Regions from separate parts of the Homo sapiens genome. Here all the other regions are linked to region 1. The links are chromatin loops, found by intact Hi-C in ENCODE. Cell type or tissue: natural killer cell. All regions are shown on one strand.

Region 1 (8,000 bases):
AGCCTCCCAAGTAGCTGGGATTACAAGGCATGTGCCACCACGCCCGGCTAATTATTTTTTGTATTTTTAGTAGAGACAGGGTTTCTCCATATTGATCGGGCTGGTCTTGAACTCCCTACCTCAGGTGATCTGCCCACCTTGGCCTCCCAAAGTACTGGGATTACAGGCATGAGCCACCACACCCGGCCACAGGGTTTTCTGTGAAAGGAACACTCTCTGTCGTTTTCAAAGCATAGGCAGTAAGGCACGTGAGTCTGGAGCAGCTTGGGGTCATCTTTGCCATCACTGGAACAGAGGCCTAGAATAAAGGCAACACAGAAAACAAAAACAAAAACAGGCAGTCAAGAGATGAAGAGGGACCGTTTCTTGATGACATCGTGCCTGAAGTTAGATGTATCCCTGAACTTTTTTATTACACAAGTCAATGAATTCCTTTTTTAAAAATTAAGCTAATTTGAGGTTTATCACTTGCAACAGAAAGCAGACTGACCAATATATCAACTAGTAAGAAATACAAGACAAAACCAACTGGATTTGGAACCAGATTTTGGTTCAACCTGTCCATCATCAACGAAAGATGTAGGCCTTCTTGATTATTAAAAAGTCAAGAAACAACAGATGCTGCCGAGGCTGTGGAGAAATAGGAATGCTTTTACACTGTTGGTGGGAGTGTAAATTAGTTCAACCATTGTGGAAGACAGTGTGGCGATTCCTCAAGGATCTACAAACAGAAATACCATTTGACCCAGCAATCCCATTACTGGGTATATACCCAAAGGATTATAAATCATTCTACTATAAAGACACATGCCCACATATCTTTATTGCAGCACTATTCACAATAGCAAAGACTTGGAACCAACCCAAATGCCCATCAATGATAGACAGGATAAAGAAAATGTGGCACATATACACCATGGAATACTACACAGTCATAAAAAAGAATGAGTTCATGTCCTCTGCAGGGACATGGATGAAGCTGGAAGCCATCATTCTCAGCAAACTTACACAGGAACAGAAAACCAAACACCACATGTTCTCACTCATAAGTGGGAGTTGAACAATGAGAACACATGGACACAGAGAGGGGAACATCACACACCAGGACCTGTCGGGTGGTGGGGGGCAAGGGGAGGGAGATCATTAGGACAAATACCTAATGCATGTGGGGCTTAAAACCTAGATGATGGGTTGATGGGTGCAGCAAACCACCATGGCACATGTATACCTATGTAACAAACCTGCATGTTCTGCACATGTATCCCAGAACTTAAAGTAAAATTTAAAAATAAATTAAAAAAATAAACTTTATGTGTTAACTAGAAAGCAAAAAACAAAAAGATGGACGCCTTCTTAAAAGAGAAGAGAGTATTATCCTGCTCACTAATATAAACAATTATTATTCTTAATTTTAAAATGCCTCTTTGTGCTTAAATATCAAAGTGCTTTTATATATCAAATAGTAAATCAAATATGAAATCAAACATATATTTATATATCAAATATTAAATATCAAAGCACTATTAAATATCAATAGTGCTTAAGTATCAAAGAACTATAATGAAGTTTAAAATATGTTGACCTAAATGCAGATAGCTGCCTGTACAGCAGAGCTCCACTAAATACCCTACAGATGCAGCTAGTCTGAGAAACACTGATTGAGGTTTTCGTATTGCCACCCTTCTGTCCATGGTGGCTCCACAACATTCCCTCCCGCTCTATATGGAAGTGTGTGTTTTGGACATCGGTATATTCAACTCCTTTTTTCACAAGTCTGGTGAAAAAAACTTTAACCAGATAGAAAAACAATGAGATCGTCACTTATATAATCATATTGGCTCTTTCACTGATTTATGGGCAAGTTTTTGGGGTGCTCTTTAGAGTTGCCTTCTTGAAATTAGCCACAATGCACACTCTCTGCCTTCCCAGAAGGGCATTATAAAGGAAACAGGCCAGGAACAGTGGCAAGTGCCTGTAATCCCAGCTATGTGGGAGGTTGAGGCAGGAGGATCACTTGAGCTTGGAAGTTTGAGACGAGCCTGGGCCACAAAGTGAGACCCCATCTCAAAACAGAAAGAAAAGAATACAGGGTCTACCGAGGAAAGGAACTGGAGCATATGTATAAAAACCTGAGCATGAGGCCGGGCACGGTGGCTCACGCCTGTAATCCCAGCACTTTGGGAGGCCGAGGCAGGCGGATCACGAGGTCAGGAGATCGAGACCATCCTGGCTAACACGGTGAAACCGTGTCTCTACTAAATATACAAAAAATTAGCCGGTGGTGGCACGCGCCTGTAGTCCCAGCTACTTGGGAGGCTGAGGCAGGATGATGGCGTGAACCCTGGAGGCAGAGCTTGCAGTGAGCCGAGATCGCGCCACTGCACTCCAGCCTGGGTGACAGAGCAAGACTCTGTCTCAAAAACACAAAACAAAACAAAAAAAACCTGAGCATGAGTCGGGCGCAGTGGCTCACTCCTATAATCCCAGCACTTTGGGAGGCTGAAGCGGGTGGATCACCAGGTCAGGAGTTAGAGACCAGCCTAACCAACATGGTGAAACCCTGTCTCTACTAAAAATACAAAAATTAGCCAGGTGTGGTGGTGTGTGCCTGTAGTCCCAGCTACTTGGGAGGCTGAGGCAGGAGAATCACTTGAACCCGGGAGGTGGAAATTGCAGTGAGCTGAGATCATGCCACTGCATTCCAGCCTGGGTGATGGAGCGAGACTCTGTCTCAAAAAAACAAAATAAAACAAAACAGAAAAAACCTGAGCATGTTTGTATGCATGAATGCTTTCTGACAGGGCAAACCCAGATTACATATCAATATTTACATTAAAAAAGCAGAAGTATCCTCCAACCCAATGAGAATTTTAAACCTCTTCTTGCTGTCACTCTCATTTGCACTTGAAAAGAGCTGTCAGTCAAAGAACTTTTTTTTTTTCTTACTGGAGAGATGGTTCTCTTGGAAGACTACGTTTTTCTTTTTTAGGCTACAACATACTTCACGACTTAAAAGTGCTCATTTTCTTGAAATCACGTGGGCTTTATTTTTCAAGTCTTGAATTAGACAGATGTTACTCTGGATAAAAATATATCCATGGGGAAAGAATTATTTGCAACTCAGAAATGATAACCTAGTTCGTTTGGTGGCAAGCTAGGGCTGATAAAGTAATCTAATGTATAGGGGGTTTTTTGTTGGGTTTTTTTGGTTTTTTTTGAGACGGAGTCTCACTCTGTTGCTCAGGCTGGAGTGCAGTGGCACGATCTCGGTTCACTGCAACCTCTGCCTCCTGGGTTCAAGCGATTCTCCTGCCTCAGGCTCCCAAGTAGGTGGGACTACAGGCATGTGCCACCACGTTCAGCTAATTCTTGTAATTTTAGTAGAGACGGGGTTTCACCATGTTGGCCAGGCTGGTCACCAACTGCTGACCTCAAGCGATCCACCCGCCTTGGCCTCCCAAAGTGCTGGGATTACAGGTGTGAGCCACCACGCTCGGCTGGCCTAATGTATAGTTTTAAAAACCATAGTTGTTTTGGTTAAAGTAATGCAGAAAGGAGTCCTTTTCCTGACAGCTCAGCTGGTCTTCCAAGTGTGATTGTCAAAATGGTAGGGACTGACTAAAAAACAAACAAACAAACAAAAAGAAAAAAAAAAAACCAAAACTATTCTATGCCATAGTGAAACCTAATGCTGAATTTTTCTCCAAAAAAGAAGAAAGTGAGAACAAGCAAACCCCAGGGCTGCTGGGCCTGTCTGCAAAGGGTGAAAGCAGCAGAGGAGTCTAAATCGAACTGAATTGCAAGATTTCAGTTCTAAGCATGGCACATGTATACATATGTAACTAACCTGCACATTGTGCACATGTACCCTAAAACTTAAAGTATAATAATAATAAATTAAAAAATAAAAAAGTAAAAAAAAAAAAAAAAAGATTTCGGTTCTAAGAGAAGTTCCCCACGCAACTACCCCAACCCTTTCTAGAATGTTGTGTGTTCTCTGCACTGACTCCAGGGTTAACACATATCATGGCTCATTTGTAGACTTGCCATGTTCTTCCTTTTTCTTTGCTTTAACAACAACTGGCAGATACCCTTTCTTTTTATGGGTACTCTTGGCACTCTGGTTCTTAATTTGGTTTGGGGTGACTCTGTCGGTTTCCTTTGGCAGATGGCAGTCACAGGTGGCCTGGAGCCTGGGGCACACGCAGTCCCACCTGGTTCCCTTAAGGACTCCCTGGTTAGTGCTGAGGCCTAATAGCCTTGAACTCTCTGCCTGCATCCCATCTGCTGCGTGCTCTGAGCTCCCTGAGATGGGGCAGCCATGGTAGCTGCTGCTGTCAGCTGTCTTAGAGTTGGGAATTTACAAGGGCTGGTTGTCCCTGCCTCCCCATTACTCTCTTGCTCCTGTTGGTGTCCACATGGTGAAGCGATGCCCTTGCACGCCCACCCCCATTCCTGCTCTTCATTATGGCTGTTGACCAAATTCCCCTTCAGGCACTGGGTCCACATCCAGCCTCCCTTGTCCACACCCACAGCCCTAAGCCCAGGGAACAGCTTGTAACGCTCTCATTTCACTGTTCTTTGAAATAACAAGGTAACTTGGTACAGTGGAAAGACTGCGGTCTTTGAAGTTTGATGGTTTTGTGACCTTAGGCCATTCACCAGCGGTTCCCACTTTGCAAGGTTCCGGTGAGGACCTGGAATAAAGGCTATTCCTGGAACACGAATGGAGAACCCATTTCATAAGCAGTGCTTTCTGTTTGTTAACAGAGGCAGAAATGACATTGACGTAGCCCTCTTCTTTTACTTCTGCTGTGAGGCAGTGACTGTCAGAGCCGTCTTAACTTGATTGCTCCTAGTCCGGAAGGTTCTGTTCCTTTGGGCACAGCAGGGCTGTTTATGTGGAAGAAGGAGCCCTCTGGTGGGCATCAGGAAGAGTTGCAGTTAATTTGCAATTTGCTTGTCTCATTCAAGTGGTTTGCTCTGTTTTTTTAAGACGCACAATCACTGGTTGACCTGGATGCTGCGAGGTTACAAGAGATGAAATATGGAGGAGGCCTTCAGGGAGTTAAGCTATCCAACCCTTTCGTTTTGCTGGGGACCAAAAGATTGCCCGGGACCTCCTTCAGTGCTAAAATCCACCAAGTCTTGGACCAATCTAGACAAATTGGTCCCTTTAGGACTATCCCATTCACTTTGATGCTGGGCAGAAACCAGGCCTCTAAGGGTTGAAGCTCGGGGCTGACGGTTTAAATGGGAGCAAGGGGCTGGGCATGATGGCTCACGCCTGTAATCCCAGCACTTTGGGAGGCCGAGGCGGGTGGATCACCTGAGATCAGGAGTTCGAGACCAGCCTGGCGTAACCCCAACCCTACTAAAAATACAGAAATTATCAGGGTGTGGTGGCAGCTGCCTGTAATCCCAGCTCTCAGGAGGCTGAGGCAGGAGAATCACTTGAACCCGGGAGGTGGAGGTTGCAGTGAGCCGAGATCACACCACTGCCCTTCAGCCTGGGTGACAGAGCATGACTCCGTCTCAAAGTAAATAAATAAAATAAATAAATGGGAGCAAGGATTGAGCAAAGGCTGGAAAGAGAATCAATTTCCTGCAAGGATGGGATGTAAGGGGACCATCAGATTAGAGACATGTATGGGAGGGGAAATGGGGAGCACTGGGTTCTTCAACTGTGTCTAAACTCTGTGATCAAGCTTCCTCTCCATTCCTCTAGGAAGTGGCCTTCATCAAAAGAAAGCCCTATGCTTTCAAATTTATGAACTATTGGCTAATCCGTTTTTCTCTTTTGGCAAGATAATTTCAAGGAGGTTTCTCTCTCCACCAAGGATTTGACGGGTGCGCTGTTACATCCCTTGGGGATGAAAAGGGAAACCCAAGTTGTCCTTTTCTTCCCCTAGTGCTTTGCTGATTTAAAATTAATATTTCCTAACTAATCACTAGAAGAGACTAATGATGGCTTAGTCATCAGGTATGGAACAGGAAGTAAAGAAAAGCACCATGCCCTACAGAAATTGGAGGGAAGACTAAGAACAGGAGACTGCAGTCACCTGGGCTGGAAATTGGCCAGGACCACACAGCTAACTCTTACCACTTAGGTGCAGATGTTTTCATGAGCGGAACACAGCAGCCTTCCAACTTGCTTAGTATCACTTTCCAAATTACTCAAGTGCCACCTTTGTTGCTCCTTGGAAGTTGCCCTTGCAAAGACTTGCCCAGTTCAGTCCCTGCCCAGTGATTCAAAGCTGATCATTTTCCATGGTAAAAAGGTCCTACTATTTACTCCAAGACTTTTGACTCTCCTTTCTATGGTAATGCTGTGCAGAGGAAATTTCTCAGGTTATTATTATAGAACGGTGGTTTTTCAACTGGGGGTGATTTTACTCCCCCTAGCTGCTTCCAGGGATATGTGGCAATGTCTGGAGACATTTTGGTTTTCACAACTTGGTGAGTGCTACTGGCATCACTACCCATAATGGGTAGAGGCCAGGGAGGCTGCTCACCATCTTACATTGACAGGACAGCCCCACAACAAGGAAGTATCCAGCCCCAAATGTCAATCGTGCTGAGGTTGAGAAATCCCGCAGGAAGCCGTGGATCTTTTGATAGGGTTGTGCAATCATCACTACAGTCTAATTTACAATATTTTTATCCCCCTTAGAGAAACTTTTTACTCATTAGTAGTCAGTCCCTATTTCCATATTCTCATCTCCCCCCAGCGCCACCTCTTGGCCCTAAAAAACCACTAATCCACTTTCCATACATTAAAGGATGATACAGTTTCTTACTTCACAGAGTAGTATCATCCCTATTTACAGATAGGGCAACTGAGACCCAGAGAGGTGAATGTCTTACCGCTATTAAAGAGAGGACTCTATTACTCAATCCAAGGCAAGAACAGAGGTCACAACAAACTTTTTCCGTAAAGAGTCAGATAGCGAATATTTTAAGCTTTATGGGCCATATAGTCTCCATTGCAACTACTCATTTCTGCTATTGTAGAGTGAGTGCCGGCATAGACAATATGTAAACAAATTGGTGTGTCTGTGTTCAGATAAAACTTTATGGCCTGTAATCCCAGCACTTTGGGAGGCTGAGGCGGGCAGATCACAAGGTTAGGAGTTCGAGACCAGCCTGACCAAAGAGACCAGCCTGGCCAACATGGTGAAACCCTGTCCCTACTATAAATGCAAAAATTAGCCAGGCATGGTGGTGGGTGCCTGTAACCCCAGCTACTCAGGAGGCTGAGGCAGAATTGCTTGAACCCAGGAGGTGGAAGTTGCAGTGAGGTGAGATTGCACCATTGCACTCCAGCCTGGGCAACAGAGCGAGAATCCAACTCAAACAAAACAAAACAAAAAAACCCACTTTATTTACAAAAACAGTTGAAGGGCCAGATTTGGCCTGCAGGCTCTAGCTTGTCAATCCTGGAATTAAACCATTACAAAAGGCCTCACATTTACTTGGACAACCCCCACCCCTAATTCCTTCTTCTGCTTCCCTAGATCCATCCTCCCAGATGATCGTTACCCTAAAGTTTGTCTTTATCACTCTCTGACTTAAAAAAAAAAATCTGCTTACCTAAGCTGTGTGTTGTCAAAACAATGTGTTATCTTCTTTTACTGGGTTTGAGCTTTCAAAATGTCATCATATGGTGTGTGGTCTTTGGCTTTTAAAAATTCAGTCTTACGTTTCTAACATTTATGGCCATCGTGGATTCATTTTCATCACTGTGTGTAAAATACTTCATGGGGTGAGCATACTACAAGTCTTGTAAACACGCTCTCCTTGATGGACATGTAGGACAGTTTATTTGCCATTATAAACAATTATAAAACAATTCCTCTAGAAGCAGAATTGCTAGGTTAGAGGATTAAAAAGCTATTTATTTATTTATTTTGAGACGGGGTTGCCTAGGCTGGTCTCGAACTCCTGGGCTCAAGCAATCCTCCCACTGAGGCCTCCCAAAATGCTGGGATTACAGGCAT
Region 2 (8,000 bases), 150 kb before region 1:
CCCTCCTGCCAGGCCCCAACACCCATAAGGAAAAAAGCATCTGGGGAGGTTACTATTATCAAAGTACAAACACACCTGCACATGGGCTGGGTTGTGGGGAATGGAGGCAGCTCCATTGCCCTTAACCCCACACTCCACATCTATCCTGTGCCAAGCACTTCCATGCTGAGTATCTCACAGGGGTGACGTGGCTTCCCAAAGAGGTGAATCTAGGAATTTCGGGGGCATGGTTTTGTACTATTTGTACAGAAAAGCACCCCCAACCACCGCCCCCAGTAAATGGGATTTGATTTTTTCAGAAGGGCTTTTAAAAAATTTATTTAAAAGATAGATAACTCACACCATTAGTCCTCTCCTTTCGTCACTCAGCTAACTCGTACTTCTCTTTCATAGCCCAGCTGGGATGCTACCTCCTCCAGGAAGCTTTCCTTCTTTAACTCCTGGGTGGGGTGTTCCTCCAACAGGCCCCTTAGGTGTCCCCATCCCACCTGAATTAAAAGCCCAGAATAAGGTGTCTGCCTTTCTCATGAGCTCTGAGATCCCAAGGTCAGGATCTTTGTCCTGTTCATTGTTGCATCCCCAGCTTGGCACAATAAAAATAAACATCCGGCCAGGTGCGGTGGCTCATGCCTGTAATCCCAGCACTTTGGGAGGCTGAGGCGGGTGGATCACCTGAGGTCAGGAGTTCAAGACCAGCCTGGCGAACATGGTGAAACCCTGTCTCTACTAAAAATACAAAAAAAAAATTGTCCAGGCGTGGTGGTGGATGCCTGTAATCACAGCTACTCAGGAGGCTGAGGCAGGAGAATCGCTTGAACCCGGGAGGCAGAGGTTGCAGTGAGCCGAGATTGTTCCATTGTACACCAGCCTGGGCAACAGAGCAAGACTCCATCTCAAATAAATAAATAAACAAACAAACAAACATCCACTGAGTAAGAGTGATACATACAGGCTCACTGCATGTCCAGAACTGTGCTAGGTATTTTCCATACACAAACAATCTAACTCTTCACAAAACCTACCCAGGTGGATACTGTTATTATCCCTAATTTACAGATGAGGAAACTGAGGCACAAAGAGCCTGTCACCTGTCTACCTCTCTAGATGGAAGAATGGAAAGTGAGGGAGGCCTCTGGACAAGGCGGCCCAGGTCAGAGGAGGTGGGAGGCCAGGCAGGTAGGAAAGCAGGAGGGACAAACACGCCCGGAACCCTACCTGCTCCAGGTGTTTGCAGAGCCAGCTCTGCCTGCGGGAACAGGAGGCGGGAATGGAGTCCAGCTCAAAGCTGGCACATGGTAGAGCTCACATGAGTGGTTCTCAATCAGGGTACACACTTGGTAATGTGTGGAGACATCGTTGGCTTTCATACCTGAGGGAAGGGTGCTGCTACCGGCATCTGGAAGGTAAGGCCAGGGGTGCTGCCAAACCTCCTACAGTGCCCAGGACAGGCCCCCGCAACAAAGGTTTAACCAGCCCCAAATGCTGACAGTGTCAATGTTGGCAAGGGAGCCCTCAATCAATATTAAAATAAGCAAATGCATCAACAGACAAGCAAATGTAGAAGGTGCTGGAGAAAAGCCTTAGACAAGACTAAGAGACCTGCTGTTGTCACGAGTGAGCCTCCCCCAAGGGCCTGGCTCTCTGTCAAGGTCAGGGCTGCCCCTGTTTGAATTCCTCCCCTGCGCTGTGCAGCCAAGGCCCACGGTCAGCTCAGTCTACTCGCCTGTGCAAGAGTTAAGGAGGAAACGGAGGACCCATGCTTCATACAACTGTGCTCCTGACGGGCCACCAAGGCAGCTAGTGGCCACCCCCGCCAACCCCATTCTAGCTGGCTGGTGCCCCAGGAGACCCAACCTGGGAGGAGACAGCCAGCTGGGAGGCTGCTGGAGACATGGACTCCTGTGTCCTGTTGGGCAATAAGAAACAGAGCTGGCAAAGAGCAGGTCCCCTCCCTACGATGTCCCCCTTCCCAGGGAAATGTCTACAGTGGTGTAGCAAGACCAGCAGAAGCTTTGGAGACAGACAAGCCCTGCATCATCAGTATCCAGCTTCTCCCTTTCTCTGCTGTTAAGTATCCAAAAGCCAGATCAATCACACAAAAATAACACCCCGACCTCCCAGGCCTCTCTAGCCAGCCAGTGTGTCTCCGCTCCCTTTAGCATCTCTTCCGCCTGGGCTCCTGCGGATGCAGCAACCATAGCGTCTCCACCAGGGGGCGCGCCTCCTCCCCGGCTCAGGGCGTCCATCTGGGTGGAACGAGTAGGTCGGGGGCAAAACCCCTGAAGGCAGAGGCCCCTCTGCTACCCCTCATCCACTGCCTGGCCTAATGGAGGACCACGGCAGCCAACATGAACATGGCCTCCATGACTCCCAAGGACTTTCTCAGTTTTCTCTCTGAACCCTCCCAGCAGCCCAGGAGGTAGGAAGAACAAGTGCTTTTATACCCCTTTCACGGATGAGAAAACTGAGGCTCAGACGGATATGGAGACTTTCCCAGGCGAGCAGAGCCCTGGGCTTTCAGCTCCTTAGGCCACCATTTTGAAGAAACACCAGGTCACTAATTGGGTGTTTCCTGTTAGGACGGGGACAGGATGTCGTGGGGGACTGTCCTTCCTGATCAAGAAGTGCTTCACTGTCAAAGAACTCATGAGAGCACAGTGCCCCCAACCCCGAGATGTTAAATACCGAGGACCAAGGCTCCGGAATTGGGTGCTTCTCCAGGGCACAGTAGCAGTTAGCGCAGAGCCTCATGATTCTTGGTTCCCACCCACTAGCTGTGTGACCTCAGTGAGTCATGGACCTGTCTGAGTTCCAGGTTGATCTTCTGCAAATCGGGAAGACCAGTTTGGGGTTACAGTAATGATTAACTTTGGAGAAAGGTCTCCGTGCAGGGCATCCTGGCACTCCAGTAGGTATCAGCACAGTGTCGTGACTGCAGCAGTTGCGGTTGGTGGACTCATATGGAGAAGTCATCACCCCAGGAGGATGCAGTATGGCCGCTGGAGACCTGGGGGTGGCCTCTAATAATCCTCATTCTCATTGACTGTATGGCCCAGGGTAAGCCACTCCCTGTCGCTCGGCCTCGGAGCCTCGGTTTCCCCCTCTGTAAAATGGAGACAGTCCCTGCCAGCCTGCCAACAGAGAGCAGGGCTGGAAGCATTTTGGTGACCAGGATTGAGAGCACTTTGCTTTCTGGGAAGAATCCAGCACATGTGAGATGCTCCTAGTGGGTGTGACCCCAGGAAGCATCGGAGCAGGAGGTGAGCCAGGGTCCTGACTGGTCCTTAAAGACTGAATGTCAGGTAAGACTTCTGTGTCAACACTTCGGTCAGACTTTTGGCTCAAACTCCTGGGCAGGGCTCCAGACCCGCACACCCACTGCCTGCCGGGCCCCTCCACTTGGATGTCTAATGAGCATCTCACTTTAACACGGCAAAGTGGGACATGCTAGGGTCCCACCTTGCTCCCGCCCCTACCAGGCTCCAGCCACACTGGACTCTTGTCACTCTTCTCAGGAAATGGCACTGCCAAACGTGTTGTTGTTACAACTAAAGCCCAATAGCCCTTTTCTTCCTCTTCTATTCATTTTGCTGCTTCGGATTGGCCATAGACCTAGAAACCACACACATTTGAAGCAGGCACACCATCGAGCAGTGTGCTGTGATCATGGGGCCTGTGAGACCCCCCGCTGTGCTTACCCTAAAGCTGATCCATCTCCGGGTCCCTTAATTCTGCCTCCAGGTCCACACACCTCTCTCCACTCCCATTGCCACCACCCAGCACAACCTGTGGCATCAACACCTTCCACGGGGACTGTGGCAATTGCCACTGCACTGTCCCCACTTCGACGCTGCACCCTCCCCCCCACCACCAATCCATTCTCCACTAAGCAACAAGAGAGGCCTTTATAAGGACCACCGGACATGACCACGACACTGGACCACATCACTGCCCAGTGCAAAAGTGGCCCAAGCCTTCCCACACAGAGTGCTGTGCACCTGCTTGCGACCCTCCCAGTCCCCTCACGCACTCTGTGTTCACCCTGTGCACTTGTCTCTCAGCCAGGCCAAGCTCTTCTTACCTGGTTGCTCCCTGCCTGGCTTTCCCCTGCCCTGCCCTCCTCTGCCCACAGCTCCCTCCCACCTTGTGGGTCTCAGCTTAAGTGTCTCCTGAAAGAGGCCTTCTCTGACCTCCCCACCTTAGTGGCAACCCCAGCCCTGTTCCCATAGCCTTTGGAGTTCCCTTCTGTCTTCCTTCTGTCTTTCTGTGACTTTCTGGGCCTTTTGCTCACAGCTTTTCCCACAGCAATCACCTTGCCTGTCGAGTTGCTTACTCCTTCAACACTAGAAGAGGATGTCTTTGAGGGCAGGGACTGAGTCTTGCTGACAGTGGAATCCCCTGTGTCCCCAGGCACAGGACCTGGTACAGGAAATATTGGGTGGGTGGGTGGAGGCAGCCATGAGGGATGCCCCTGGTTTGCAGGTGGAGGAAACATGGTCTCAGGACCACACACCCTCCCCAGGCCCGGCCCCTGTCCAGGGATGGCAGAGCCCAGAGTCTCTGGCACAAGGACAGCCTGTGCGCTCCCAGCACTGCCTCCAGTTACAAGGGGATGCCCCATCAGCCAGCAGGGGGCGAGCACAGTGTCACAGGATGCTTCCTGTGGGTTATGGTGATGGCATGGTCACTGTGCAAGTAAGCGTTAACGAGCCATTGCCTCACTTATCCAGAGGCCCCTTAACCTTCACAATCCAGAGAACAGCCTAGAACGTTGTAGAAAGTCTGAGCCATCCACAACCAGTGCCCACTGATCTGTAAACTCTTTTTTTTTCTTTTGAGACAGAGTCTCACTCTGTCGCTCAGGCTGGAGTGCAGTCGTGCTTTCTTGGCTCACTGCAATCTCCACCTCCCAGGTTCAAGCGATTCTCCCGCCTCAGCCTCCTGAGTACCTGGGACTACAGGCACCTGCCACCATGCCCGGCTAATTTTTGTATTTTTAGTAGAGACGGGGTTTCACCATGTTGGCCAGGCTGGTCTCAACTCCTCACCTCAGGTGATCCACCCACCTCGGCCTCCCAAAGTGCTGGGATTATAAGCATGAGCCACCACGCCTGGCCCAGATCTGTAAACTCTGACAGAAGCTCACTGCATGCAGGCACTAAAATTCATGCCTGGGCCTGCAGCCTGTCCCTAAGGAGCACAAAGTCACACAGAACTCAAGCTTTCAGCCAGGTGCGGTGGCTCACGCCTGTAATCCCAGTGCTTTGGGAGGCCGAGGCGGGCGGATCACGAGGTCAAGAGATCGAGACCATCCTTGCTAACACAGTGAAACCCCGTCTCTACTAAAAATACAAAAAATTAGCCGGGTGTGGTGGCGGGCGCCTGTAGTCCCAGCTACTTGGGAGGCTGAGGCAGGAGAATGGTGTGAACCCCAGAGGCAGAGCTTTCAGTGAGCCGAGATCGTGCCACTGCACTCCAGCCTGGGTGACAGAGTGAGACTCCATCTCAAAACAAAAAAAAAAGAAAAGAAAAAAGAACTCAAGCTTTCACGTTCAGTGCACGCTGTTCTTACTGTACACACAATTCAAACGAATACGGCCGATGGCTTACAAGTCCACAGCCAATCAGAAGCAGCAAAATGAATAGAAGAGGAAGAAAAGAGCTGTTAGATTGAGGCAAATACAGAGTCTGTAGCAGACAGCAGACACTTCCCTGGAAGCGGGAAAGGAGGGCAAGTTCAAGGGTAGGGAAATACTATGTGCCAGGCCATGTATGTGCCATGATGTCCCGGGTTCCATGCATGCTTAATTTCGTCCTTGGGGAACCTGAGAGGTCGACAAACTTGAGAGAGGTTAACTGTTATAGATGGAACCTTTGTGTCCCCTGCACCCCATTCATATGCTGAAGCCCTAACCCCCAATGTGATTGTATTTAGAGGTGGGACCTTCAGGAAGTGACTGGGTTTAATGAGGTCATGAGGATGGGACATTCATGACGGGATTAGTGCTTGTGCCTTGTAAGAAGATGCGTGTGCTCGAAAAAGGTCATGTGAGGACACAGACAGAAGGTGGCAGTCTGTGAACCAGGAAGAGAGCCTCGACCAGAACCAAACCATGCTGGTACCCTAATCTTGAACTTCCAGTCTCCAGAACTGTGAAAAAAAAATTTCTGTCATTTAAGCCGCCTAGTCCATGGTATTCTGTTATGGCAGCCCAAATTTTGTTAAGACAACTTGCCCAGAGTCATGCTTGGTGAGATTAGGATCTGAACACGGGGTCTGGACCACAGCCTGTCATCTCTGCAGGTGACTCCCTCCCTAGGCGATGCATCCGTGGCTTTGGCGTCCACGGCCAGCCTCACACAGATGACTCACCGGCACCCACGCCCAGCCCACATCTGGCCTTTGAACTCCATTCACGCACTGACGTGACATCTCTTGGACATCTAGAAGGCCCCTTAAATCAGTTCCTGAACTTAAATTATGACCCCACCTCACGCCTGCCACTCCACCCTGCTCCTGTTCTTGGTGAACAGCACTGCATTTGTGCCCTGAAAGCCAGAGACCTGAGACTCAACACGGTCCCTCCGTCACTCTCTCCTGCTACACGTCACCTGCCACTGGCTCCATCGAGTCCGCCTTCCTTCCTCTTCTACCACTGTCGGGGACCACCTCTCGCCTGGAGTCCTGCAAGGCGCCTTCCTCACTGGACTTCTCACTTCCACACTGGCTCCCCTCCCATCTGTTCCACAGAAGTGTGACGGTCTTCCCAAAAGGCAAAACGGACCACGACACGCCCCTGCTGCAACCTGTCAAAACCCCATGGCTCCCAGGACGCAGTCCAAGTTCCTTGATACATCAAGTCCAGCCTGCACTGCCCTCCCAGCCCATCTCTCCCCTTCTGTTCTTGTTTACTCCAGCTAATCTGGGTAGACCCCATTTCCCAGTGGCCTGTAGCCTCGGCTCCTCACTAGATTCACCCAGAGAGGCCTGGGCTGCATGCCAGGACATGACATCAGGATCTCTGGGGCAGGATTGGGCAATGGTATTTTTAAGCTCTTCAGTGATTCCAACATGCAGCTGGGTTGAGAACCACTGCTCTGGAGATGCTTCTGTGGTCGCCCTCTTGAGGCAACATGGCCCTGGTCAGGTTCCCACACCGGCCCCCACACGGGCAGTTTCTCATGCATCTGCGACTGTCTGATAAAGGCAGGTCTCCCCAGGGGGCCGTAAGGTCTCTGATGGCAGAGCGTGGTTGAGTTTTGTTCATCATTGTATTCTTAGTACCTAACTGTGCGTGAGTGAATAATAGACCCTCAACATGTAAGGAAGGAAGAAATGAGCAATTCAAGACTCTGTGATATTCCCACTGCACAGCTGTTCTCAGACACCAAGAAATCTGTTCAGTGCAGGGGAGGGAAAATGGACTTACTATGCTCCCCAAGATGCTCCTCCATAAAATCCCGGCAAAATGAATGAGATACGTAGTCCTCAATCCTAGACATCAAGAAAGGGTTGAACAAGTTCAGCATCAACTGTTTTTTTTTTTTTTTTTTTTGAGACAGAGTCTCACTCTGTCGCCCAGGCTGGAGTGCAGTGGTGCGATCTCCACTCACTGCAAGCTCCACCTCCCGTGTTCACGCCATTCTCCTGCCTCAGCCCGCCACCACGCCCGGCTAATTTTTTGTATTTTTAGTAGAGATGGGGTTTCACCATGTTAGCCAGGATGGTCTCGATCTCCTGACCTCGTGATCCGCCCGCCTCGGCCTCCCAAAGTGTGGGGATTACAGGCGTGAGCCACCGCGCCCGGCCCAGCATCAACTGTTTTTAGAAAGCAGGGGAGTGTAGCATTACCTTGGTAAGATTTTCATACACAGTGGTTGAACATTTTAAACATAGTAGCAGGGTTGGGAGGAACCTGCTGTGTGCCCCACACAGGCTTTGCCCAGAAGTGTCTGGCCTCTGGCAAAGTGTGCTCTACTGCCTACTCTAGGAGGGAAAT
Region 3 (8,000 bases), 290 kb before region 1:
AGGTCCCCCTGCTTGGACCCTTGCCCCCTACTATCTAGTCTCAACACAGAACTTGAAATCATCTTTTAAAACTGCAAGTTAGATCCTGACCTCCTGCCCAAACCTCTCTAGCGCCCACCCCTCCATGTCACTCAGGGTGGAAGGCAGAGTCCCTGCCTTGACCTGCACTCATCAGGTGGCCTCTCTGTCCTCCCCTGCTGCTCTCACTCTGCCCTCCAGCCTCACTCTCCTGCTGTGTCTGGAATGCCCCAGGTGCGTCCCTGCCCCAGGGCCTTTGCTCTAGCCATGCCCTCCACCTGGCACCCTCTTATCTACACCACTTGCCTCACCAGCTCCCTCATCTGCTTCGAGTCTTTGTCCAACTGTCAGTTTCTCAGGGAGAGCTTTCCCTGCCAGCCTGTTTAATGCTGCGACCTGCACCCTTCTCACTGTGGTAGATTGACTGCAAGAGTGACCACAATTATCACCCCTCACTTTCCATCCCATAGCCACACCTTTTGTGATGTAAACTTTTTACCTCCTTCCTTCAAGAGCTGGCTGGCTTTGACTTGCTTTGGCTGACAGAATGCGGCAAAAGGGATGTCATGCCACCCAGTAGAGGCCTCAAGAAGGCTGGGATACTTGCCTCTCTCAGAACCCTGCTTCTACCACGAAAGCAAGCCTGGGGTGGCCTGCTGGAGCATGAGAGACTACGTTTAAAGAACAGAGTTGTCCTGAGGCCATCCTAGACCAACCGGTAACCACAGACACATGAATGAGCACAGTCCAGGTGAGCCACGACCAGAACTGCCCAGCTGAACCCAGCCTATTGCGGACTCACAGAACTACAGAACTAGGGGCTACATAAGCAGTTGTTGTTTTAAGCCATCAGGTTGTGTGACTATTTGTTACGCAGCAGTAGCTGACTGATTTACCTGCCTGAGTACTGTCAACCAACTTCTACTGCTTTCTTCTTTTTTGTCCACAGCACTTATTACCTTCTAATACACTATAAAATACACTTACTCGTTGTTAAACACCATTGTTTATTTCTATCTCCCCCATCTAGACTATATAGAACTATAGTATCTCCTCCAGGGAAGACATATGTTTTATTCACTGATGCACATAGAATATGCCTAGGATTGTATATGGCATATAGTAGATACTCAGTAAATAATTTTCAAGACAATTTTAAAAAATGGATGAAGAGTGTTAACAACCCCTACCACCACTATTTGAGCACTTGCAAATGGGAGACATTGTGCCAAGCTCTGTGATCAATCAGCCTATTTAACTCTCACAACAGCATTAGGAGGTAGATACTCTTATCCCGTTTTACTGATGACACAGCTAAGACTCAGAGAGGTTAAGTAACCAGATAGCACAGCTGGCAATTGGCAGAAGTAGGATTAAAACACAGGTATGATATCTAACTCCAAAGCCTATTATGACATCCAGTATACTGCCCTGTCATCCACTACCCCTACACACACACACACACACACACACACACACACACACACACACACAGACCACAGCAGAAACATTTAACCCTTTAAAGAACACAGAAGGAGATGAAGGTTTTTTGTTTTTTTGTTTTTTCATGGAGGAGATGATGGCTGAGCTAGGCTTTGATGCATGAATAGAATTTTAAGGGAGATAAGAAGTGGCTGTTACTTACTTAGAAAATTCTATAATTGCCTGGATGATAGACTCATTCATAAAGGAGCCAGAGGAACAATAATTAAAGCAATATCTTCTAACACAAAATGCCCAGTGTATAGAAGATGCTGTCTTCTTAGGTCTGAAGAGGATGTGGTCCATTTGGAATCACTATCCATGTGAGGAACTAAATAAGGACACAGCCAGCAACGTAGCTAGAGGATTTGGATCCAACAAGCACTTCTGCAGTGCCCACTACCGTCCCCAAATGGAGCTGAATGTTCTAGAAAATAAAGGAAAAATAGAAAATAAAAAATTCATACTTTCCCTTAACCTGCCTCCCTTGCTCACTTCCACCTTCTGATGTTTCTAAATCAGGTAGTTTCTCTCTTGAAAGTAGCCCTCAGCCTATTTTAGATGGTCCACAAAATCTCCCATCTCCTTGACTCTCCAGCCCCTCTTTCCCCACTCCCCATCACCACAGACATTAGAGAGATTTTTTAAACACAGGTAGTATAATATCCCTTCCTATCATATCCCTTTATTATCTTGTTGACACCAAGATAAAGTTCCAGCTTCCTATAATGATACACAAGTCCCTACAAACTGGCCCCAATTTGTCTCTTTAGCTTCTCCAAGACTTCTCCGTCACCAGAACACCCCCAAATCCTCCATTCACCATGGCTTCGAGCAAGCTGTCCTGACCACCTAAAACTCTCTTCTCTACTTCTCTACACCTCAGTTTTCTCATCTAGAGCATGGGTAGGATAGGCCAGGTGCAGTGGCTCATGCCTGTAATCCCAGCACTTTGGGAGGCCAAGGCAGGTAGATCACCTGAGGTCAGGAGTTCAAGACCAGCCTGGCCAACACCGTGAAACACTCACTCTACTAAAAATACAAAACTTAGCCAGGCGTGGTGGTGCACTCCTGTAATCCTGGCTACATGGGAGGCTGAGGCAGGAGAATCGCTTGAACCTGGCAGGTGGAGGTTGCAGTGAGCCAAGATCACGCCACTGCACTCCAGCCTGGGTGACAGAGCAAGACTCCATCTCAAAAAGAAAAAAGAAAATGGGTAGCATAAGGCCTATCACCCGGGGTTGTTGGGAAAGTAAACAAGAAATGATGCAAGTGAGAGCCTCTGAGGATGCCTGGCCCCAGAGAGCCCCACATGGTGTCAGGGCACCTGAGTCAGGAGCTCACCTCCTCCACCCCTCCACTGTGTGGACAAAGTTGCTCAGCATTCTGAGAAGGTGTTGCCTTCATCCTCAAGGCCAAAATCAGCCCCACCAGAGATAGGGACAAGGTATTGTTAAGGCCCCTTGTGAGAGTCACCTCCCCCAACTCTCTGGCCTCACCTCCTGCTCCGCCCCGACCCCCCTACTGCACCTGTAGCCACATCTGCCTCCTCACTGTCCCTCAAGTACCCAGCCCAGAGCCCCGGCACAGGCTGTTCCCACAGCTCAGAATGTTCTTCCCAGATATCCACACAGCTCACCTCCCTGCATCCACTTCTCCAAGTGTGAAGCACAACAGGAAAAAGAGGACAAATGTTCGTTCCTGCATGGCCAACGCTCCAGCCAGCAAGAAGCACCTAGGATCTATGCTGAGGTGAGAAGGATGCATAGGAGCTCACGCGGTGAGAAGGATAGAGGAAATGATCCCAGGCAAAGGGAACAGGTGCAAAGGCCCTGAGGGTGCAAGAGGGCAGGGCCACGTTCAAATAGGATCAGAGGGATGGACTGCCAATCAATTCTGACATTCACATTCAATATGACCTTACTGTATTGAAGCATTTCCAAGTGTGCTGGGGACAGAGGATAAAGAGAATTAGACGTGGATCCTGGCTGCTAATTCCTCCCTCCCAACTTTCAGTCCATCCCAGAGAATCTCAAGGTGAGGTCAGGTATGGTCCTTGTCTGAGTCCCTGTGGGCTACTATAACAAAGTAGTAGAAAATTGTTACTTCAATGTCACCCTGAGTGACTGCCTCTAGAATCTTTGACTCTCAAACATGAAAACATCTACTTGTACCACTGTATGTATTAACTTCTGGATAATTGCAGTGGAGAAAGAGACAGAGAGAAAGGGAACAAACCAATTGCACCCCTACAAGGCACCTTGGGCCTTCATTAAATATCATCAAGGCATCCCAGCCCAGCCCAAACAAAATGACTCCCATCCACCACTCCACTCCTGACCCTCTTGCTGTGGCTTTACTTTTCTCTGTGACATTTATGATCACCTGTTTATGGTCTGTCTCTCCTCACTAGAATGCAAACATCATGAGGTCAGGAATTTGTACATGTGCATGTGTGTGTGTATACGTGTGTCTGTCTGTCTGTTCTGGTTTATGGTTTATTCTTTGAGTGCAGTTTATGGTTTATTCTTTGAGTGCAGTAGAAGTCAAGTTCCTTTTGTTCAACACACAGAGACTCCACACACACGCGAACCCCAGGAATGAAATCATTACACTACATTATAAGTTGGAAGAAGAGGGTGGGGGCAGGAGAGGGAAAAGGGAGGTGGGAAAAAGGGGCTCAGCCCCTAATGTAGGGGAGAAGGAATGCAGGAACGTTGTCTCTTTTATTCTTTGCTTTCTTCTCAGCACCTAGAATGTGCCTGGCATACAGTAGATGCTCAATAAATATTTGATCAAATGAATGAATGAGTAACTGTCCCCTTCTCAGCCAGGGACACAGTGCCTGCAAAAGATGTTACCAACTGAACCTGGATGACAGAGCCACACAGCCCCCTGTCCTGAAGCCCCAGGTCCTGAAGCCCCAGGAGAGGGGAGCTGGATGGAGCTGAGGCCAGGGTTTTCCGAAGGCCTGGACAGAACACAGGAGCACAGACTCCCAGTAGCCCCCAGCCACTGACCAAGCCCTGACAGTCCGCCTTTGGAAACTTATCCTTCCTCGTGTCCTGGGAGACACTAGCCCAAGTAGGACCCGAATGAGGCCTTAGCAAATACAAGCCGATTTGGGAAATCATCCTGAGGTTTGGTCTCCCGGCGTCAATGTGATGCATTCATGCCATTCATGCTTTGACCACCAGAGGTCACTGTGGCTGCACGTAGCGTTCCAAGATGGCCCTGGTTAGGTGTGAGTTTGTGGTTCTGATTTCACCTTCATCTCTGTGGCCCGGCAAGTGGGAAAACGGCACCTTCCAAGGACAACTCTGGGACTAGTGCTGGCATTACTAGAACGTACATGACTTAAGGTATGTCCTTATAAAAGCCATAGATACAATCAAACGATCGGCTCTAAAGTTGGGCTGTCCGGGTTAGAATCCCAGTTCTGCCTGCCTGTGTGATGTTGGGCGAAGCTCTCTGCCTCAGTTTCCCCTTCTACAAAATGGGATAATGATAGTGCCGTCCTTGTAGGGATTTTGTGAGGACTAAATGAGTAATGCACACAGAACTTTTAAAACAATGCTTGGCATATACTCAAGAATTGTAGAAGTGAATTATTTATTATTGCTTTTCCTCCATATGGCTAAACATGATTTTTAATGATAAATTCTGTGATTATTTTATTAATGGCTTTTTCCCCATTAGACTGTACCCTTTGTGAAGGCGGGGGTGGGGTTTACATGTTTTTTGGACTTTTTATTATGAAAAACTTCAAATACACATGAAAATAGAAGGAATAGTCTGTATCCGTTTCTATTCATCATTGCCTCCTTCCCCAGCTCCAAATGCAGTGCCCACTGCATTATAGTCCTTCGACAATGAATGGCCATTTATTAGGTGCTATTTATAAGCCACGGAGGGTGTTGGGCAGCAAATCTAAAGAGAGTGAATCAGACCCAGGCCCTGTGCACAAGGAGCTCACAATCTAATGAGAAAGGCTGCCTTAATTTGGTAATTTCCCAGGGTGGAGGTAAATAAATTGAGGGTATGATGTGGACATCTCACCTGGTCAGGTGAGGTTTCCTGAAAGAAGCATCTGTGATCTATAATGAGAACTGAAGGATGCATAGGCGCTCATGTGGTGAGAAGGATGGGGAAATGATCCCATGCAAAGGGAACAAGTGCAAAGGCCCTGAGGGTGCGAGAGGGCAGGGCCATGTTCCAATAGGATCAGAGGGATGGACTGCCAATCAATTCTGACATTCACATTCAATGTGACCTTACTCTATTGAAGCATTTCTAAGTGTGCTGGGGACTGAGGATAAAGAGAATTAGATGTGGATCCTGGCTGCTAATTCCTCCCTGCCAACTTACAGTCCATCCCAGAGCATCTCAAGGTGAGGTCGGGTATGGTCCTTGTCTGAGTTCCTGTGAGCTACTGCAATAGAGATTCTGTACACTGGGTGGCTTATAAACAACAGCTCTGGAGGCTGGGAAGTCTAAGATCAAGGTGGTGGCAGATTTGGTTTTGGTGAGGACCATCTTCTGACTCACAGAAGTGTTTCTCGGCTACATCCTCACCTGGTAGAAAGCGCTAGCTAGCTCTCTGGGGTCTCTTCTGTAAGGGCACTAATTCCTGATCACCTCCCAGGGGCTTCTAGAGGGATCACTTGGGAGACACCTGCAATCACCTGGACATGGTGGAATCAGGGGTTGAGATTCATGATGGTGGGAGTGAAAATGGAAAGCAAGACTGTGGGTGGGCCTAGACCACAGGCATGATCAACAGGGCAGATGCTAACCAGGATGGGTGGGATGGATGTTCACACCTGGCTTTTCTTAGCTGCGGTCAGACCTCACCAATCTAGTAGAGCCTATAATTCTTACCAAGGACCTGAGCAGCCTAGCTCCTGCATTTCTCATCTCTGCCTCCAATTCACTTCCACTCCCGCCTTGGCTCCAGCCACATTGGTCTCCTCTCTGTTCTGAAATCTACCATGCCCTTTGGCTCTTCCAGGTCTGCCTCCCATAGATGTATCTATCTGCCCACAGGGCCTCGTCACCACCAGTTCTCCCAGGCTGGATGATTCCTACCTAACCCCCTAGTCTCTGCTTAAATATGACCCCAGAGAAGCCTTCCCTGATCTGCCCTTCAAATTAGTTTCTCTCCCAATATGTTAATTTTTAATTTTTTTTTTTTTTTTGAGATGGAGTCTGGCTCTGTCGCCCAGGCTGGAGTGCAGTGGCGCAATCTCGGCTCATGGCAAGCTCTGCCTCCCGGGTTCATGCCATTCTCCTGCCTCAGCCTCCCGAATAGCTGGGACTACAGGTGCCCGCCACTATGCCCGGCTAATTTTTTTTTTGTATTTTTAGTAGAGACGGGGTTTCACCGTGTTAGCCAGGATGGTCTCTATCCTCTGACCTCGTGATCCGCCCGCCTCGGCCTCCCAAAGTGCTGGGATTACAGGCGTGAGCCACCGCACCCAGCCAATTTTTAATTTTTAGTGAAGTGGAATTAAGGAAAAGTATAAGGCTAAATTTTTTAAAAATTAGCAATTGAATATCTACGTGTGCATAATTACAATAACTTCTGTCTTCCCCATTCCACTATAAGCTCTGGGTGCACACACATCATGGTTTTGGTGTTCCCTGTTGTGTACCTAATGCCTGAGCAATGCCCAGCACATGGTAAATGCTTAATAAATATATGAATGAACGAATGAGGTGAATATTCATGCACATGCCTATTCAATAACCTGAATTACTATCACATTCCCATCCTTGAATGTCCAGCACTGAACGTCCCTGTTCCGTTTCCTGTTCCCTGGATGTCATCATCATACTTCTACTGGTAGTAGCCACCCCTGTCCTATTAGAAACAAAGTGCTGTGGTTTGGATGTTTGTCCCTTCCAAGTCTCATACTGAAATTTGGTCTCCAAATTTGAGATGGGGCCTAATGAGAGGTGTTTGGGTCATGGAGTGGATCTTTCATGAATAGATTAACGCCATCCCCCAGAGCGTGAGTTCTCACTGTCTCACTCACTGGTTCCAGTGAGAGTTTATTCTTAAAAAGTGCCTCACATCTCACCCATCCCCACCTTGCTTTCTCTCTCACCCGGCGATCTCTGCACACCTGGCTTCCCTTTGCCTTCTGCCATGAGTAGAAGCAGCCTGAGGCCCTCACCAGATGCAGATGCCCAATCCTGAACTTTCTAACCATCAGAATTTGGGAGTCAAATAATTTTTTTCTATGCAAATTACCCAGCCTCACATATTCCCTTATAGCAACACTAAATGGACTAAAACACAGGGGTACCCAACCCAAACCCATCCCCAAGTCACTCCATGTCTGATTAACCTTTTACTGTCTGAAGGGCACTCATTACTGTCAAATTATCTTAGTTTAGCTTGCTTAGCTGTTTCCTGTCTCCCTGTCCCAGAAGAGCAGGGATCTGGATTGTCTCTCTCACTGCCCATATCCAGGGGCACTGGCCTTAGAGTCTGC

The links. A loop is a pair of places that touch in the nucleus more often than their neighbours do. Peaks named below come from ENCODE experiments on the same cell type or tissue, not always from the same donor. Only the 100,000 strongest peaks of a DNase experiment are listed, where the experiment ranks them.
Region 2: it touches region 1 in a loop (16-fold over the local background); 90 of 110 quality-filtered maps call a loop at or near these places.
Region 3: a loop joins it to region 1, with 11 times the contacts of the local background. A loop is called at or near these places in 103 of 110 quality-filtered maps.

The regions. Positions count from the first base shown.
Region 1 is chr1:13,662,771-13,670,770 of GRCh38, reverse strand. LOC105378612 (a long non-coding RNA gene) reads right to left here and starts at 577. Exons shown (of 3, transcript XR_946968.2): 1 at 120-577. In natural killer cell, CTCF peaks have their summits at 4,713 and 4,924 (motif pointing left); a DNase peak (open chromatin) is centred at 4,890; H3K27ac peaks cover 1,465 bases.
Region 2 is chr1:13,808,020-13,816,019 of GRCh38, reverse strand. The region is part of intron 8 of PRDM2 (PR/SET domain 2); the gene reads right to left. Among named protein-coding and RNA genes, the nearest start is that of PRDM2, 110 kb to the right of the region's middle. RefSeq lists an enhancer at 2,095-2,144 and a silencer at 4,592-4,641. In natural killer cell, CTCF peaks have their summits at 2,169 (motif pointing right) and 4,594 (motif pointing right); DNase peaks (open chromatin) are centred at 2,209, 4,629, 6,069 and 6,389.
Region 3 is chr1:13,957,272-13,965,271 of GRCh38, reverse strand. It overlaps a transcript of KAZN not described here. Among named protein-coding and RNA genes, the nearest start is that of PRDM2, 260 kb to the right of the region's middle. In natural killer cell, CTCF peaks have their summits at 4,486 and 4,687 (motif pointing right); a DNase peak (open chromatin) is centred at 4,701.